2 separate regions of the Homo sapiens genome follow, and region 1 is linked to region 2. A link is a loop called in an ENCODE intact Hi-C map of the cell type or tissue named here. Cell type or tissue: dorsolateral prefrontal cortex. All regions are shown on one strand. Each heading gives the region's core, and the rest is flanking DNA. Links, peaks and the distances in the headings are about the cores only. Region 1 has its middle 11 kb from the start of ZNF24. Region 2 has its middle 11 kb from the start of ZNF397.

Region 1 (10,107 bases), core at 1,398-9,397, 120 kb before region 2:
TAGCCAGAAAACAACACTTTCGATTTTTCCATCCTACATCATCTAAATAATTCTTGTTGTAAATTGGGCAAACGGTCTGAGGTGCCTGATGTCCAGGCATTCTTTTACACATCGGTCCCTCTCTAGTCTCTGTTCCCAATGCAGCTCGTCCCAAATCTTCCTCCCCTCCCACTGGTCCCCTCAGTCCCAACCCCAAGCGTCGCTGAGTCTTTCTAATCTTCCTTTTCTACAGACCCATCTGACCTCTCCCCTCCTTGCCAGGCCGAGCTAAGTCCCAATTCTTCCTCAGCCCCTGCTCCTCCACCCTATAATCCTTTTATCACCTCTCCTCCTCACACCTGGTCCAGCTTACGGTTTCATTCTGTGATTAGCCCTCCCCCACCTGCCCCAGCAATTTCCTCTTAAAAAGGTGGCTGGAGCTAAAGGCATAGTCAAGGTTAATGCTCCTTTTTCTTTATCTGGTCTCTCCCAAATCAGTTAGTATTTAGGCTCTTTTTCATCAAATATGAAAAACCCAGCCCAGTTCATGGCTCATTTGGCAGCAACCCTGAGACGCTTTACAGCCCTAGACCCTGAAAGGTCAAAAGGCTGTCTTATTCTCAATACACATTTTATTTTATTACCCAATCTGCTCCCGACATTAAATAAAGCTCCAAAAATTAAATTCCAGCCCTCAAACCCCACAACAGGACTTAATTAACCTCGCTTTCAAGGTGTACAATAATAGAGTAGAGGCAGCTAAGTAGCAACATATTTCTGAGTTGCAATTCCTTGCCTCCACTGTGAGACAAACCCCAGCCACATCTCCAGCACACAAGAACTCCAAATGCCTGAACCGCAGCTGCCAGGGGTTCCTCCAGAACCTCCTCCCCCAGGAGCTTGCTACGAGTGCCAGAAATCTGGCCACTGGGCCAAGGAATGCCCACAGCCCAGGATTCCTTCTAAGCCATATCCCATCTGTGCGGGACCCCAATGAAAATCCGACGTTCAACTCACCTGGCTGCCACTTCCAGAGCCCCTGGAACTCTGGCCTAAGGCTCTCTGACTGACTCCTTCCCAGATCTTCTCGGCTTAGCAGATGAAGACTGACACTACCCAATCGCCTTGGAAGCCTACAGGACCATCACAGACACTCTGGGTAACTATCACAGTGGAGGGTAAGTCCATCCCCTTCTTAATACGGAGGCAACCCACTCCACATTACCTTCTTTTCAAAGGCCTGTTTCCCTTGCCTCCATAACTGTTGTAGGTATTGACGGCCAGGCTTCTAAACCTCTTAAAACTCCCTAATTCTGGTGCCAACTTAGACAATACTCTTTTAAGCACTCCTTTTTAGTTATCCCCACCTGCCCAGTTCCCTTATTAGGCCGAGACACTTTAACTAAATTATCTGCTTCCCTGACTGTGCCTGGACTACAGCCACACCTCATTGCCACCTTTTCCCCCAGTTCAAAACCTCCTTCACATCCTCCCCTTGTATCTCCCCACCTTAACCCACAAGTATGATACCTCTACTCCCTCCTTGGTGACCGATCATGCACCCCTTACCATCCCATTAAAACCTAATCAACCTTACCCCGATGAATGCCAATATCCCATCCCACAGCACACTTTAAAAGGATTAAAGCCTGTTATCACTCACCTGTTACAGCATGGCCTTTTAAAGCCTAGAAACTCTCCTTACAATTCCCCCATTTTACCTGTCCTAGAACCAAACAAGCCTTACTGGTTAGTTCAGGATCTGCGCCTTATCAACCAAATTGTTTTGCCTATCCACCCCATGGTGCCAAACCCATATACTCTCCTATCCTCAATACCTCCCTCCACAACCCATTATTCTGTTCTGGATCTCAAACATGCTTTCTTTACTATTCCTTTGCACCCTTCATCCCAGCCTCTCTTCACTTTCACTTGCACTGACCTTGACACCCATTAGGCTCAGCAAATTACCTGCAAGAATTCACAGACAGCCCCCATTATTTCAGTCAAGCCCAAATTTCTTCCTCATCTGTTACCTATCTCGGCATAATTCTCATAAAAACACACGTGCTCTCCCTGCTGATCGTGTCCAGCTGATCTCTCAAACCCCAACACCTTCTACAAAACAACAATTCCTTTCCTTCCTAGGCATGGTTAGATACTTTCAACTTTAGATACCTGGTTTTGCCATCCTAACAAAACCACTATATAAATTCACAAAAGGAAACCTAGCTGACCCCATAGATCCTAAATCCTTTCCCCACTCCTCTTTCCGTTCCTTGAAGACAGCTTTAGAGACTGCCCCCACCTAGCTCTCCCTGACTCATCCCAACCATTTTCATTACCCACAGCCAAAGTGCAGGACTGTGCAGTCAGAATTCTTACACAAGAACCAAGACCGTGCCCTGTAGCCTTTTTATCCAAACAACTTGACCTTACTGTTTTGCCTAGCCCTCAAGTTCTGCATGCGGTGGCTGCCGCCGCCCTAATACTTTTAGAGGCCCTTAAAATCACAAACTATGCTCAATTCACTCTCTACAGTTCTCATAACTTCCAAAATCTATTTTCTTCTTCACACCTGACACATATACTTTCTGCTCCCCAGCTCCTTCAGCTGTACTCACTCTTTGTTGAGTCTCCCACAGTTACCATTTTTCCTGGCCCGGACTTCAGTCCGGCCTCCCACATTATTCCTGATGCTACACCTGACCCCCATAACTGTATCTCTCTGATCCAACTGACATTCACCCCATTTCCCCATATTTCCTTCTTTCCTGTTCCTCACCCTGATCACACTTGGTTTATTGATGGCAGTTCCACCAGGCCTAATCGCTACACACCAACAAAGGCAGGCTATGCTATAGTAAAAGCCACTAGCCCGCCTCTTAGAACCTCTCATTTCCTTTCCATCGTGGAAATCTATCCTCAAGGAAGTAACTTCTCAGTGTTCCATCTGCTATTCTACTACTTCTCAGGGATTATTCAGGCCCCCTCCCTTCCCTACACATCAAGCTCGAGGATTTGTCCCCACCCAGGACTGGCAAATTGGCTTTACTCAACATGCCCCGAGTCAGATGACTAAAATACCTCTTAGTCTAGGTAGATACTTTCACTGGATAGGTAGAGGCCTTTCCTACAGGGTCTGAGAATGCCACCGCAGTCATTTCTTCCCTTCTGTCAGACATAATTCCTCAGTTTAGCCTTCCCACCTCTATACAGTCTGATAACAGACCAACCTTTATTAGTCAAATCAGCGAAGCATTTTTTCAGGCTCTTAGTATTCAGTGAAACCTTTATATCCCTTATGGTCCTCAGTTTTCAGGAAAAGTAGAATGGACTAAAGATCTTTTAAACACACACTTCATCAAGCTCAGCCACCAACTTAAAAAGGACTGGACAATACTTTTACCACTTTTCCTTCTCAGAATTCAGGCCTGTCCTCACAATGCTGCAGGGTACAGCCCATTTGAGCTCCTGTATAGATGCTCCTTTTTATTAGGCCCCAGTCTCATCCCAGACACCAGACCAACTTGGCCTGTGCCCCAAAAAACTTGTCATCCCTACTATTTTCTGTCTAGTCATACTCTTATTCTCCGTTCTCAACTACTCATACATGCCCTGCTCTTGTTTACACTGCCGGTTTACACTGTTTCTCCAAGGCATCACAGCTGATATCTCCTGGTGCTATCCCCAAACTGCCACTCTTAACTCTTAAAGTAAATAAATAATCTTTGCTGGCAAGGCTATGCTGAACCTCTTTAGGCACTCTCTAATTAGATGTCCTAAGTCCTCCCAATTCTTAGTCCTTTAATACCTGTATTTCTCCTTCTATTATTCCGTTTAGTTTTTCAATTCATACAAAACCGTATCCAGGCCATCACCAATAATTCTACACGAAAATGTTTCTTCTAACAACCTCACAATATCACCCCTTACCACAAAATCTTCCTTCGGCTTAATCTCTCCCACTCTAGGTTCCCACGCTGCCCCTAATCCCGCTTGAAGCAGCCCTGAGAAACATCGCCCATTATCTCTCCATACCACCCCCCAAAATTTTCACCATCTCAACATTTTACTGCTATCTAGTTTTATTTTTCGTATTAATATAAGAAGACAGGAATGTCAGGCCTCTGAGCCCAAGCTAAGCCATCATATCCCCTGTGACCTGCACGTACACATCCAGATGGCCAGTTCCTGCCTTAACTGATGACATTCCACCACAAAAGAAGTGAAAATGGCCTGTTCCTGCCTTAACTGATGACATTATCTTGTGAAATTCCTTCTCCTGGCTCATCCTGGCTCAAAAGCTCCCCTACTGAGCACCTTGTGACCCCCACACCTGCCTGCCAGAGAACAAGTCCCCTTTGACTGTAATTTCCCTTTACCTACCCAAATCCTATAAAATGGCCCCACCCCTATCTCCCTTCGCTGACTCTCTTTTCGGACTCAGCCCACCTGCACCCAGGTGAAAGAAACAGCCTTGTTGCTCACACAAAGTCTGTTTGGTGGTTTCTTCACACAGATGCGCACGAAATTCCCCACTTGGCATCTCTTTGCTTATACTCAAAGGCAGCCTGAAACCCAGAAGTGCACACCGAAAATGAATAGAAAGTTCCAAGATAAGAGTTCTGTCTCTGGCCTAAGGAATTGTACACTTAAAATGGTTAAAATGATCAATTTTCATGTTACATATATTTTACCACAATGAAAAAGAAAAGTATTGGAAGAAACAAATTGAAGCTGCTTTAAAAAAAAATCCCTGCCCTAATAAAGTTTGGAGTGGGAAAGGGGGATTCTAAGGGTCAGAGAGAATGGGAAAATCCCACATACAGTATTCTTTGCTTTATTTCCCTTCTCTTCTACCCCAGTCTTCAGGGAATAGTATGGCAGTAGCATTGGCGTCAGCAGCATTGCAATGGCAGTAGTCTTTTGGAAGGCATTTAATTAAATTAATTTATTTAATGATCTATTTATTTTAGAGACAGGGCCTCACTCTGTCACCCAGGCTGTGGGAAGGCACTTTAAGCTCAGAGGGAGATGAACACTTTGTTCTGAACAGAGTTGCTTTGGTCCCAGAAGCATGGAGCAAATCCCCATTGCTTTTATTTTCTCTGTGTCCTCTGGCTGCTTGGACCAGGATGCGGAATGCAGCTGGGAGAAGTAAACAGCAGAACTAAACCAGGAAACTAAAACCCCAGCTTTCTAACTGAAGAACTGGTAAGACAGACCCCAGGGAGCCAGAAAAGTGATAAAGTTATTGCAAAGAAGATGGAGATCAAGTGAGATCCCCTAAAGTTTTGTATGAGCGCTGTCTGCTTGCCTCTAAACTGCGCATGTGTGAAGCTGACCCTAACTGGCACATCACAGGCATTGAGAACTGAGCTACAAGATAGACTACCGCTTAGGCCCCAGATTGGCCACTGGGTGGCAGACACAAAGACCCAAATTGAACTGGAAATGTGTGAAACCTGAACTGACATTGGAACTACAGCCCACACAATGCAGATCAGAACTTGCAACCTGACCCTAACTAGGGCAGTTGACTGTTAAAGAAAAACATCAACATTCTCCTTATGACTTAAATAATGCCCAGGATCTGACAGCATAATATTGAAAATGTGCAGGATACAATGCAAAATTACTAGGCACAGAAAGAACCAGGAATATCTCCACTTGCAAGAGAAAAAAAAATCAAGTGATGCCAACACCTAGATGATACAGACATTAGGGTTCACAGAAAAAACTTTAAGGCAAGTTTTATAACCATGCTTTGAAAGTAAGGGTGAATGAATGGAAGGATATATATCAGGAAAGAAATGGAAGATATAGAGAGGAAATGAATGGAAATTTTTGAAGTGAAAAATACAACAATCAAAATAAAATATTCACCTGATGGGTTCAATAGGGAAACGGAGATGACAGAGGAAATAGTGATAAATCAATAGAAATTACTGAATCTAAATGACACAGACAGTAAAAGACCGACAAACAAAAAAAGGACAGTACAAGAAAACTACAATCCAATATCCTTCACAGACGTAGGCACAAAACTCCTCAACAAAATACTAGCAAATTTAATTCAGCAATGTATAGAAAGGATAAAACATCATGACCAAGAGGGTTTATCCCAGAACTGTAAGGTTGACTCAGTACTCAAAAATCAGTGAAGCTAATTTACCATATTAATAGTCTCAACAGGAAAAACCACATGGTCATATCAATTGATGCAGGAAAAGTATTTGACAAAATTCACATCCATTTATGAAAAGAATAGAAGGAGGCTTCTTCAAACTTGTAAAGGTTATCTACTAAAAATCTAGAGTTAATATAACACTTAATTATGAAAGGCCGAATGTTTTTCTCCTTAAGACTGAGAACAAAAAAAGGGATGTCTACTCTGCACTCCTATTCAACATTGTAATTGAAGTCCTAACCAGTACAATAAGGCAAGATATGAAAATTATGCACAGCTTGGCATGGTGGTTCACACCTATAATCCCAGCACTTTGGGATGTCAAGACAGGAGGATCACTTAAGGCCAGGAATTTGAGACCAGCCTGGCAACATAGCAAGACCTCATTTCTACAAAAATTTTTAAAAAGCCAGATGTGGTAGCAACACCTGTAGTGCCAGTTACTCAGGAAGCTGAGGTGGGAGGATCACTTGAGCCCAGGAGGTTGAGGCTGCAGTAAGCCATGATCACGCCATAGTACTGCAGCCTGGGTGACAAAACGAGACCCTGTCTCTAATTTTAAAAATTAAAAAAGAAAGTTATGCAGGCTATTTATTTTAAAAATAAGTGCTCCCAATTTGCAGGTAACTTGAACATCTACCTAAAAAATCCCACTGAATCTATAAAAAACTTCCTAATAATAATAAGGGAGTATAGCAAGATTGTAAAATATAACGTTGTCTTAGTGAGTTTGGGGTCCTATAACAAAAATACCATAAGCTGAGTGGTTTAAACAACAGAAATTTATTTCTGTACAGGAAGCATGATGGTAGCATCTGTTTGGCTTCTGGGGAGGCCTCAGGAAACTTACAATCATGGTGTAAGATGAAGGGGAAGCAGGTACCTCTTACATGGCTGGAGCAGGTGCAAGAGAGAGGTGGGGAGGTGCTACACACTTTTAAATAACCAGATCCCTTGAGAACTCTATCACAAGAAAAGCACCAAGGGGGATGGTGTTAAATCATTCGTGAGAACTCACCCCCATGATCCAATCAATCACCTCCCACCAGGCCCCACCTCCAATATTGGGGAACACAATTTGACATAAGATTTGGGCAGGGACACAGAACAAAACTCTATCATTCTGCTCCTGGCCCCTCCCAAATCTCATGTCCATCTCACACTGCAAAATACAACCATGTCTTCCCAACAGTCCCCAAAGTCTTAACTCATTCCAGCATTAACTCAAAAGTCCAAAGTCTCATTTGAGACAAGGTTAGACCGTTTCACCTATAAGCCTGTAAAATAACTAGTTACAACCAAGATACAATGAAGGTATAGGCATAGGGTAAATACTCCTATTCCAAAAGGGAGAAGCCCACCAAAAGAAAGGGGCTACAGGTGCTGTGCAAGCCCCAAATCCAGCAGAGCAATCATTAAATCTTAAAGTGCCAAAATAATCTCTGTTGAATCCATGTCCCACACCCAGGGCATGCTGATGCAATGGGTAGACTCCTAAGGCCTTGGACAGCTCCACCCTGTGGCTTTGCAGGATTCAGCCCCTATAGCTGTTCTCAAGGATTGACACTGAGTGCCTGTGGCTTTTCCAAGTGCAGGGTGCAAGCTGCTGGTGGATCTGCCATTCCCCCACTAAGCAGTGCCCCAGTGGGAGTCTGTATGGGGGCTCCAATCCCACATTTCCCCTTTGCACTGCCCTAGTACAGGTTCTCCATGAGGGATCCACCCCTGCAACAAGCCTCTGCCTGGACCTCCAGGCTTTTCCATACATCCTCTGAAGTCTAGGTGGAGGCTCCAAAATCTCAACTCTTGCACTCTGCATTCCCACAGGCTTAACACCATGTGGAAGCTGCCAAGTCTTATGGCTTGCACTCTCTGGAGCAGTGGCCCAAGCTGTATCTGGGCCCCTATATGACGTGGCTGGAGTTGGAGTGGCTGGGATGCAGGGAACAGTGTCCCAACGCTGTGTAGGGCAGCAGGGCCCTGGTCCTGGCCCAGGAAACCATTCTATCCTCCTAGGCCTCCAGGCCCATGATGGGAGGGGCTACCACAAAGGTCTCTGAAATGCCTTCCAGGCCTTTTCCCCATTGTCTTGGCTATTAGCACTTGGCTCCTTTATACTTATGCAAATTTCTGCAGCCTGCTTGAATTCCTCCCATGAAAATGGGCTTTTCTTTTCTACAACATTGCCAGGCTACAAATTTTCCAAACTTCTACCCTCTGCTTCCCTTTTAAATGTAAGTTCCACTTTCAGCTAATTTATTTGCTCGTGCATATGAGCATAGGTTGTTAGAAGCAGCCAGGCCACATCATGAATGCTTTGCTGCTTAGACATCTCTTCCACCAGATACCCCAAATCATCATTCTCAAGTTCAAAATTTCACAGATCCCTAGAGCAGGGCACTATGCAGCCAGGCTCTTTGCTAAAGCATAGCAAAAGTGATCTTTACTCCATTTCCCAATAAGTTTCTCATCTTCATCTGAGACCTCCTCAGCCTGGACTTCACTATTCATATCACTGTCGGCCTTTTGGTCAACAAGTCTCTAGGAAGACTTCAACAAGCCTCTAGAAATTTCCAAACTTTCCCTCATCTTCCTGTCTTCTTCTGAGCCCTCTAATCTCTTCCAACCTCTTCCCATTACCCAGTTCCAAAGCTGCTTCCACATTTTCAGGTATCTTTATAGCAATGCCCCACTCCTCAGTACCAATTTTCAGTATTAGTCCATTCTCACATTGCTATAAATAAATACCTGAGACTGGGTAATTTATAAAGAAAAGAGATTAATTGGCTTTTGGTTCTCTAAGCTGTACAGGAAGAATGATGCTAGCATCTGTTCAACTTCTGGGGAGGCCTTGGGAAAGTTCAAATCATGGTGGAAGGCAAAGGGGAAGCTGGCACATCTTACATGGCTGGAGCAGGAGGAAGAGAGAGAAGAGGGGAGGTGCTACACGCTTTAAATTACCAGATCTCGTGAGAATTCTATCACGTGAACAGCACCAAAGGAGGATGGTGCTAAATCATTCATGAGAACTTGCCTCCATTATCCAATCACCTCCTACCAGGCCTCACCTCCAACATTGAGGAATCACAATTCAACATGAGATTTGAGCAGGGACACAGATCCAAACTATATCACCTCCTAAGGCCTCACCTCCAAATACCACCACATTGTGAATTAGGGCTTTAACATACAAAGTTCAGGGTAACACAAACACTTAGTCCATAGCAAAAGCCAATATACAAAAATCAATTACATTTATATATACTGACAATAAACACTGGAAATCAAAAAATGTTTAAATACTATTTAAAGGCCAGGTGCAGTAGCTCACGCCTATAATCCCAGCACTTTGGGAGGCTGAGGCTGGTGGATCACTTGAGGCCAGGAGTTTGAGACCAGCCTGGCTGGCATAGCGAAACCTCATCTCTATTAAATATACATACACACACAGATTAGCTGGGCGTGGTGTCACTTGCCTGTAATCCCAGCTACTCAGGAGGTTGAGGAATGAGAATCCTTGCATCCAGGAGGTGGAGGCTGCAGTGAGCTTAGATTGCACCACTGCACTCCAGCCTGGGTGACAAAGCAAGACACTGTCTCAAAAGAAAAACATTTAAAATAGCTCATAAAACACTAAGTATTTAAGAATAAATTGAACAAAGCATGGGTAGAATTTGTATACTGAAATCTACAAAATGATGATGAAGAAAATCAAAGAATATCAAAATAAATGGGGAGATGTAGAGTGTTCATGGACATCACTAAATTGAACAATAGATTTAATGTAATTCCAATAGAATTTCCAATAGAATAGGGTGTTTTTGTAAATATAGGCAAGCTGATTCTAAAAGATATATGGAATGCTAAATGGATTCAAACTACCAGATTTTTTTTTTTAAACAAACAGGGTCTTGCTCTGTCACCTAGGCTGAAGT
Region 2 (10,107 bases), core at 717-8,716:
TTTTTTTTTTTGTAGAGATGGGGTCTCACCATGTTGCCCTGGCTGTTATCGAGCTTCTGGGCTCAGCAGTCTGTCTGGCTTGGTCTCCCAAAGTGTTGGGATTACAGGTGTCAGCCACCATGCCCGGCCCATATTTACCAAATTTGTAATACCAAAAAGTATTTGACAGTGGTTTGAATTGGAGTTCATTTAATATAATTGGTGTCCTTATCTACTTCTAAGATCAAAATAGGAACAGAAACCCTGTTTTGTTTGTTTTTTAGTAAATGAATTAAAGAACACTAGTATTAAGATCAATGTAAGAGTGCTATTTAATTTAATACTGTGAAAAATAGACATTAAAGATAAAATACTATTTTCTTGGAATCTTTTGAGTATTGCAGTTTTTATCCTTTGATTTGCAGATTCTGGATATATCTCCCACTGGCTATGGTGGTTTTCTATTCTTTCTACTGTTGGTGCTCATGCATTAAGTACAGTATTAAAAAACATTAAAAACAAACATGCATTTTGGACATTGCTGTGGAGGAAATGAGATGTTCATTCTAGTGGCATTTTAGATAGCTGAAGCTTACCTCTTTAAGAGCCAGAGTTATCACATTTTTGCACATTCTAGTTATGTTGTACATTTCCATCTCTTTACAGAGTATATTGAACACTCTTAGGGCTATAATTTACTTTCACACAAAGTATGATTTTTGGAAATTATGGAAGTATGGAAATAAGGATACAAACTCACTTCTCATTTACTGTTCAACCTGAGGCAATCCACTTTCCTCTTACCATTCCACTTAAGTTGCCTCCTTGAACATAATGACATCTCAATCCTTAGCCTTCCTGCATTTTAGCATTTATCACTGCTGATAACTTGTCCATTTTTTTAGATTCTAGGGCACTATTTTTTCTCTACCTCTCCATCCACACCTTTGCCTTACAGCTGCCTCCTCTTTTCTGCTTACTTCCTTCTGAGGTCATCTTCAACACTCCTCTCTTTTCCATATATATTCCTTCTCTGGCAGTGATTTCATTCTTCCACTTATGCATAAACTGTCCCCAAATTTCTACTTCCAACCCTGACTTGTCTACCAAGCCCTAAATCTTAATATCCAATTTGTGTGAGCGTCTGTTCTGGACAATTCACCAATGCCTCGACATTCACACAGCCAAATCCAATTCGACTACCTTCCTCTATCTTAAATTTTATTATTAATCATGTTATTATTATGAATTATTAAAATAGAATAATTATCTTACTTTCTTAACTTTCCTTTTTGCCTCACACTGTCAAGACTAAGTAGAAATTTTAGGGCCAGTGTAAGGGACCAGAAAAATTGGCCATTCTTTAACTGTGGTCCTATTAAAGCATCATTTGAAATAACTCAAATTTATCTTCTTTTTCTTACTGCTGTTTCAATTCCGGTCTTCGCTGTCTTTCTTGTAATAGCTTTTCAGTCCTTGTCTCCTATCTCTCCTCTTATTCCAATGCATCTTTCAGATTGCTGCCAGAGTCTTAATATGAATTTGATTATGTAATCATGCTATTTTATAAATATTTGCTGCTTTGCCATGTCCACTGAATATAAGGTACATACCCTTGACATACCATCCAACATCTTCCTTCTTCTGACCCATACTCATGTACACCCCACATACTCAGGCACTAAAGGTGATATGCCATTTCTGTTATCCTATTCTGTCCAACTTCCTTGAATTTGCTCCGAATATTATTATTATTATTTTGAGACGGAGTCTAGCTCTGTCGTCCATGCTGGAGTGCAGTGGAGCGATCTCTGCTCACTGCAAGCTCCGCCTCCCGGGTTCACGCCGTTCTTCTGGCTCAGCATCCCGAGTAGCTGGAACTACAGGCACCTGCCACCACGCCCGGCTAATTTTTTTGTATTTTTCAGTGGAGACGGGGTTTCACCGTGTTAGCCAGGATTGTCTCGATCTCCTGACCTCATGATCCGCCCACCTCGGCCTCCCAAAGTGCTGGGATTACAGGCGTGAGCCACTGCACCGGGCCTATTATTTTTAATAATCTTTTTGCTTTTGGTTGAAATTTTCAGCATCCTTCAGGCCACATTATGTTATTTTCCTTGTGAAACCTTCCTCAGCTCCCTAGGAAGGGCTCTGCTATGATATGCTCCTCTTGACTTATTTATTTGAGACAGGGTCTCACTCTGTTGCCCAGGCTATGTGCAGTGGCCTGATCTCTGCTTACTGCAATCTCTGCCTCACCAACTCAAGCAATCCTCCCACCTCAGCCTCCAGAGTAGCTGGGACTACAGGCGTGAGACACCACACCCAGCTAATAAGTGCGCGCGCGCGCGCGCGTGTGTGTGTGTGTGTGTGTGTGTGTGTGTGTGTGTGTATTTGGTAGAAATGGGGTTTGCCGTGTTGCCCAGGCTGGTATTGAACTCCTGGGATCCAATACCAAGCTCAAGGGATCCACCCATGTCTGCCTCCCAGAGTGCTGGGATTATAGGCGTGAGCCACTGCTCCTCTTAACTTATTTATGTTAGTCTTCTCAGGACCTGGCAAAGCACTTTGAGCACACTGTTAATTTCTTTTTAAAATTAAAATTACTCATATTTAGAAATTACCCTTAAAAGGAACTTTTCATTACCATTTAGTTCTTTATTTGTAAATCTCCTTTTTGATTTCTTAGAAAACCAAAGTAATATGATGGTCATAATCACTTTGACAAACATTTAAAAAATGTCTACACTGTTTACATACAATTGAGGTACAGAAAAATTTAATAATTGGTTCAATACTCATCAACTAAGTGAACTGTATAATAGAGCTAGAGTGATGTTTCCTGATTGTACTTCTTCAGTGCTGCACTGCCATAGAGCCATCAGTGAGGACTAGCTGAGATTATGAGAGCCAACCAAGTCTTCAAGTCTCATTTGAAGTATGAGGTCATAACCTGACTCCTACTTGACACATTTCTAAGCTTAGTGGCTAATATAATTTTAAACAAGTCTCAAGTAAATTATTTGAAGTTAGACAAGTCTAGCCAATGTTTAAATAGCAACTGATTTCTCAGTATCCTAGGAAACTGCATCAAAAGTAGGGACTCAAAGACTCTTTAAATAGAGGGAATGTCAGGATCTCTTCAAGCTTCAAAATCAAGGGTACTATTAATTAACAGTTTGTGTGGGTAAGCATGACAACATAGCAGAGTAAAATTAAGAATATACACAAATGAATGCCTTTTGCTAAAGAACAAATCTAACCAAATTGAACAAAATAAAAAAGTAATTATCTTTCTAATCTAACTTGCCTACGATTTTACCATAATTTTTACTACTGTATATTAGTCTATAAAAGGACCCCATACTAGTAACATCCTACAGTTATAGTAAAATATATGATATTGAATGTCAATCTATTTCATAGGATAAATTTTTCTGTTTTTACAGAATTTACTTGTACAAAGAATGAATACATTAGCCTAAAAATCCTCACTAGTTCTTATAGTTATTTGAGTGCATTACTATTATTAGTATCTATGTTAATAATATATATAAGGCGTTAGTATTATAAACAGTAAAAAATCACATATTAATCATGTTTATTAGACTGAAAAATCATTAAGTGTGCAGGTAATAAGTGTTCCAGATTACTTAAGCATTTTTCAATATTTCATGTTCCCAAGATTCTTTTAGCTCTTTCTTCTCTCCTCTCTGGCTTGACAGGAAACTTGCTATTTTGTGTTATATTCACCTATTATTATGCATTAACAAGCAGGTGATAATTAGTGGTGGTATTGAAACTAATTGTAAAATGATTGAAACCATAAGATGACCTCTACTGCTTTAGAAGTAGTTTGACTGGAGCCAGTAAATAGATTTTTGTTTACCCTGCATTCCACAGTCCAAGAGTTCTGGTGGCAGTTCGGCGACTGTTTTTCGTCACAAAGACTGTTGCAGGATTCGAGACATTGCCCTAGAACATGCTGCCCCCTGTTGGCCATTTAAAGCAGGGCACGTTCAGAAGGATCCTAGCGGAGCCTGCAGTGTAATTTCTCATTCCCAGTAACACATAATTTCTGGACATAGAAATTTGGATTTTAAATGTCTAAAGGCTTTATCAAATATTTTAATTATAAATAAAAATTATATAACATCCTAAGGAACCAAATAATCTTGAATACTTTCTACAAAATACTTGAATATAAAGATGCTGTAAAAGAATAAATTTTATGGCCGAGTGCAGTGGCTCACTCCTGTAATCCCAGCACTTTGGTAGGCCGAGGCCGGCGGATCACCTGAGGTCAGGAGTTCGAGACCAGCCTAGCTAAGATAGTGATACCCCGTTTCTACCAAAAATACAAAAAATTAGCCGGGCGTGGTGGCGAGCACCTGTAATCCCAGCTACTCGGGAGGCTGAGGCAGGAGAATTGCTTGAACCTGGGAGATGGAGGTTGCAGTGAGCCGAGGTTGCACCATTGCACTCCAGCTTGGGCAACAAGAGCGAAACTCCATCCAAACAAAAACAAAAAACAAACAAAAAAAACCAAATTTTATTATAGCTACTTTTGAGTTATATGAACAGAGAAAGAAAATTAGCCCTGAAGAATTTGTTTACTAGAATTTTACAGTGAATCTCCTAAGGCTGAATTTCTCGTAAACTTATTTAGTCTTATAAATTCAGCATCACTTATTAAGTGATGGTGTATGTGAAAACTAAATAACTTTGGCCTAAATGAAAATGTTGGGTATTTAAAATGTCATTAATATACAAAATATTACTATGTCTTAATTTTTAAATACTTAATTAAATTCAAAAAATGTTTATTGAGCATCAATGAGCCAGGCACTGTACTAGGTTCTGTGAATACCACAGTACCAGTTGACCCTTGAACAACTTGGGGGTTAGGGGAACTCATACACCTACATATAGGTAAAAAATCTGCATATCGGCCAGACACAGTGGCTCACACCTGTAATCCCAGCACTCTGGGAGGCTGAAGTGGGGGTATTGCTTGAGTCCAGGAGCTCAGGACCAGCCTGGGCAACATAACAAAACCCCATCTCTACTAAAAATATAAAAAATTAGCCAGGCGTGGTGGCACACACCTGAGTACCAGCTACTTGGGAGGCTGAGGTAGGAGAATCACCTGAGCCTCAGAGGTTGAGGCTGCAATGAGCTGAGATCACGCCACCACACTCCAGCCTGGGTGACAGAGAGAGAACCTGTCTCAAAAAAAAAAAAAAAAGCATATAATTTTTTTTTTTTTTTTTGAGACAGAATCTCACTCTGTTGTCCAGGCTGGAGTGCAGTGGCATACCATAGCTCACTGCAGGCTTGAACTCCTGGGCTCAAATGACCCCCCTGCCTCAGCTTCTGAGTAATTGGGATTATAGGTGTGTACCACCAGGCCAGACTGACATATACATATACATTTTTTGTGGGGAGAGTGATGGGGGAGTCTTGCTAAGTTGCTCAGGCTGGTCTTGATGTCTGGCCTCAAGTGCTCCTCATGCCTTGGTGTCAGCGTCCCAAAGTGCTGGGATTACAGGCATGAACCACAGTGCCCCAGCCCACAGTCGACTCCCCCCAAACTTAACTACTGATAGCCTACTGTTGGCTGCAAGCCTTGCCCATAACATAAACAGTTGATTAACATATATTTTGTATGTTATATGATTATATACTGTATTCTTATAATAAAGTAAGCTAGAGAAAAGAAAATGTTATTAAGAAAATCATAAGGAAGAGAAATATATTTACTATCCATTAAGTGGAAGTGGATCATCATAAAGGTCTTCAACCTTCTCATCTTCATGTTGAGTAGGCCGAGGAGTAGGAGGAAGTGGAGGGGTTGGTCTTGCTGTCTCAGGGATGGCAAAGGTTGAAGAAATCCACATATAAGCAGGCCCACAGAGTTCAAAAATTGTTTTTTGTTTAAGGGTCAACTGTAAATAAAAGACACATGGACTGGGCCTCTAGAATCCATCTAGGGTAAGACAGAGACATCAAGAGTATTCTAGAACAACAAAAGTAGGTAGAGTTTAGAGTGCTTGGGAAGAATTGAGGAAGAACTCTGAACCCCAACTTAGATTATGGAAAATAAGAAACAAACCAGATGTATTAGTCCATTTTCATGCTGCTATAAAGAACTGCCCAAGACTGGATAACTGATAAAGGAAAGAGGTCTAATTGACTCCCAGTTCCGCATGGCTGGGGAGGCCTCCAGGAAACTTAAAATCATGGAGGAAAGGGAAGCAAACACATCCTTTTTCACATGATGGCAGGAAGGAGAGGTGCCAAGCAAAGAGGAAAAAGACCCTTATAAAACCATCAGATCTCATGAGAACTCACTCACTATCATGAGAACTGCATGGGGTAAACCGCCCCCATGTTTCAGTTACCTCCCACTGGAGCCCTCCCATGACATGTGGGGATTATTGGAACTACAATTCAAGATGAGATTTGGGTGGGGATATAGCTAAACCATATCACCAGATTAATGTAAATTTTTTTAATTGGTAAGCTACTTTATAGCTGACAAATACAGACTTAAATTTACATCTTCGACAATTTTTTTTTTTTTTTGAGACGGAGTCTTGCTCTGTTGCCTAGGCTGGAGTGCAGTGGCAGGATCTCGGCTCACTGCAACCTCTGCCTCCCGGGTTCAAGTGATTCTCCTGCCTCAGCCTCCTAAGTAGCTGGGACTACAAGTGTGCACTACCACGCGTAGCTAATTTTTGTATTTTTAGTAGAGATGGGGTTTCACCATGTTGGGCAGGCTGGTCTCGATCTCCTGACCTCGTGATCCACCCACCTCTGTCCCCCAAAGTGCTGAGATTACAGGCATGAGCCACCGTGCCCAGCCCCACAAAAAATTTAAACTCCAATTTTATATTGTCAGATTTCCATCTAAAGAGTATGTTTCATTGTAAAATTTCCTCTTCTCTTGAAGAGAAAACTTAACTTCAGAAAAATTGTGAATTCTTTTCATGGTTTAGATGTAAATAATTTAACTTAATAACTAAAGCTTAGACAGAAATGACTAGCAGTTATAAAAGTGTGTATGTTTATAATCTCTCTGGACTTAATAGTCAGTGTTTCAGGAATGATCATGTTTACTTTTTGTGGTCACTTACCAATATTATAATTATGCTGTCCCCCATCTTATAATTTAGGTTAATGTTTTGTAAAGACTTCTTCTCTAAATAGATTTTGTTTGTTTGTTTGTTTTGAGACAGAGTCTCACTCTGTCACCCAGGCTGGATTACAGTGGAGTGATCTTGGCTTACTGCAACCTCCACCTCCCAGGTTCAAGCGATTCTCATGCCTCAGCCTTCCGAGCAGCTGGGATTACAGGCATGTGCCATCACATCTGGCTAATTTTTGTATTTTTTGTAGAGACATGGTTCTGCCATGTTGGCCAAATTGGTCTTGAACTCCTGGCCTCAAGGGATCTGCCTTCCTTGGCCTCCCAAAGTGCTGGCAAGGCAGAAGAATAGGGTCTGGAGGCAGAGAACCTAAGGCCAATTCACACTGACTTCCTAGAAGTAAAGCAAAAGGAAAGGACCAGAGGCTATTCCCTTTGTATTGCCCCTGCTTTTCTGCCTGGCAGATGAAAAATTGAAAGTACCTCTGATTGGTCCCCTCATGCAACCAATCAGGCTGGTAGTGGGCCAAGTCTTCATTTGCATAGGAGTATAACTTTGTAACTTCACTTAAGCCTCTGATTGGTTGCTTTCCAAAACCAATCAGACGTTTGCATAGGATGTAACTCTGTAACTTCACTTCAGCCTTTGATTGGCTGCTTTCTGCAACCACTAGGACTGGTTCATTTACATAGGGTGTACATCAAGTCACCAACAGGAAATTTCTACAGGGTATTTAAGCCCCAGAAAATTATTTAACTGGGGCTCTTAAGCCCCTATGCTCAGGCCCATTCCTGCCCTGTGGAGTGTACTTTTGTTTTCAATAAATCTCTGCTTTTGTCGATTCATTCTTTCCTTGCTTTGTTTGTGCATTTTGTCCAATTCTTTGTTCAAGACGCCAAGAATCTGGACACCCTCCACCAGTAACACTGGGATTACAGGCATGAGCCAGGGCTCCTGGCCTCTAAGTCAATTTTTATTTCTGTAGGTCTATAAGTTTTGGGAATACAGTTCCCTCCTGCTTTTAAATTGTGTATTTAAAATGAAAGGAAAAGTTGCCAGTTTGGAATGAATAAAATAAATAAATAAATAAATAAACAAATAAACAAGCACACACACACAGAGTACACACATATAATGACCTGCTGGAATATTTTTCTCAAACTTTAGTTACTCCTGTAATGAACTGCAGATCTTTGATATTTTTCTACTATTCACCTGTCTACTGCAAAGCCTTTTTCTCCTCTCCTACAATTGCTTACCTTCATTGTTATCTTTTTCTTATGTTTTATGTTCCTTTAATATAGTATGGCATTGCTAGGTCTCAGAATTTTATATGGTTCAATTGTTAATACCTTTAAGATTTGCAAAAAATTATACGATGTTCATGTTTTATTTTATTTTACTTTACCATTATTAGTTTTTTAGACAAGGCCTGGCTCTGTCACCCAGAGTGTAGTGGCACAATCATGGCTCACTGCAGCTTTCGCCTTCTGGGCTCAAGGATTCTCCTGCTTCAGCCTCCCAAGTATCTGGGATTGAAGGTATGTGCCCCCACACCTGGCTAATTTTTGTATTTTTTGTAGAGTCGGAGACTTGACATGTTGCCCAGACTGGTCTTGAACTCCGGAGCTCAAGCAATCTTTCCACCTCAACTTCCCAAAGTGCTGGGATTATGGCATGAGCCACTGCGCCAAGCCCATTGTTCGTATTTTAAAGTAAATTTTAACTAATTTCTTAGACAGCTGAATGGGAAGTCATCTTTCAGCATTTTAATCCAGGGGCTTTTTGTAGTATCTTAAGTCTCCTGGTCTCCGATTAGAAGGTGTTTTCCAGAATATTTTCAGTCTAAAAAAGAATCTCTTGGGATATTTTTTAGTGGAGGTTAAAATGAATAAAATAACATTTTCTCATCTGCTTAAATGTTGTTGTAATCCAATTTTTGAACAGATAAATTTTTTAATGGTTCAAAAAATTGCAAAAGGTATAAGATGAAAAATTGTAATTACCTATTCATTTCCCACTTACCTGCCTACCCTCTGGATAGCCAGCATAATTGGTTTATTATAAGTCATTCCAGAGTTTCTTTATGTCTGCAGAAGCAATGAAAAAATACGTTTCCTTATTCTACCCCTTTTACTCAAAAGGTAGCATACTATACACCCGGTTTTCACTTTGCTTTTTAGAAAGCTAATAATATACCTAAAGATCTTTCCATATTATTTACTTAAAGAGCTTTCTCAGTTTTTTTACAATTGCCTAATATTCTATAACATATAATTTATTAAACCATAATTTATTCAATCAGCCTCCTAGTGATGAAAATTTAGGTTGTTTCCAATGTTTCACTGTTATAAGCAACGTTATAAGAAATAACCATATGCATTTCAAAAGAAGATTATTGACCTGTTATTGTGTTATATGAGTATTTTTTCCTCTTTTTTTTTTTCAGTTTTTGGATTTGTTTTTGTTTTTACCATGCAGAACTTCTTGATTTTCACATAGTGAATTTTATTATTTGTTTCTTCTATGGGTTCTTCATTTTGTGTCATGGTTAGAAAAGTCTTTCTTACTTCAAGATTATAAAAAAAATTATATTTTCTTCTAGAATTTTATTGTTATATTTTCACATCTAAATATTTGATCCATTTAGAATTTGTCCTGATGTAGAATGTGGGTGTAACATATATATTTTTCTAGGTGGCTATCTAATTATTACAATGCCATTTATTAAATAGTTCATCGTTCCCCCCATTAATTTCAGATGACAACCTTTTCATATACTAACTCCCCATATGCGCTTGACTTATTTCTTGGCTTCATGTTTTATTCTTTTCCTCTGGATTTGTCTGGCTATACATGTGCCACTTTTCCTAATTGTCTTTTGAGCTATTAAACATTAATATGGTTTTCATTTATTTTTGTTTGATGAATAACAAGGGGTTGTAAGCATCCTGTGCTTTGGAAGGCATATTTTGAT

Evidence for each region. Hi-C counts contacts between places; a loop is a spot of excess contacts. Peaks named below come from ENCODE experiments on the same cell type or tissue, not always from the same donor. Only the 100,000 strongest peaks of a DNase experiment are listed, where the experiment ranks them.
Region 1: a loop joins it to region 2, with 12 times the contacts of the local background. A loop is called at or near these places in 99 of 110 quality-filtered maps.

The regions. Positions count from the first base shown.
Region 1 is chr18:35,350,544-35,360,650 of GRCh38, reverse strand. No RefSeq gene overlaps it. Among named protein-coding and RNA genes, the nearest start is that of ZNF24, 11 kb to the right of the region's middle. RefSeq lists enhancers at 3,943-4,475, 5,128-5,648 and a silencer at 5,307-5,486. In dorsolateral prefrontal cortex, for the core only: CTCF peaks have their summits at 5,192 and 5,392 (motif pointing right); a DNase peak (open chromatin) is centred at 5,370; H3K4me3 peaks cover 512 bases; H3K27ac peaks cover 1,185 bases.
Region 2 is chr18:35,225,020-35,235,126 of GRCh38, reverse strand. No RefSeq gene overlaps it. Among named protein-coding and RNA genes, the nearest start is that of ZNF397, 11 kb to the left of the region's middle. In dorsolateral prefrontal cortex, for the core only: CTCF peaks have their summits at 3,778 and 3,978 (motif pointing left); a DNase peak (open chromatin) is centred at 3,946; H3K4me3 peaks cover 395 bases; H3K27ac peaks cover 3,374 bases.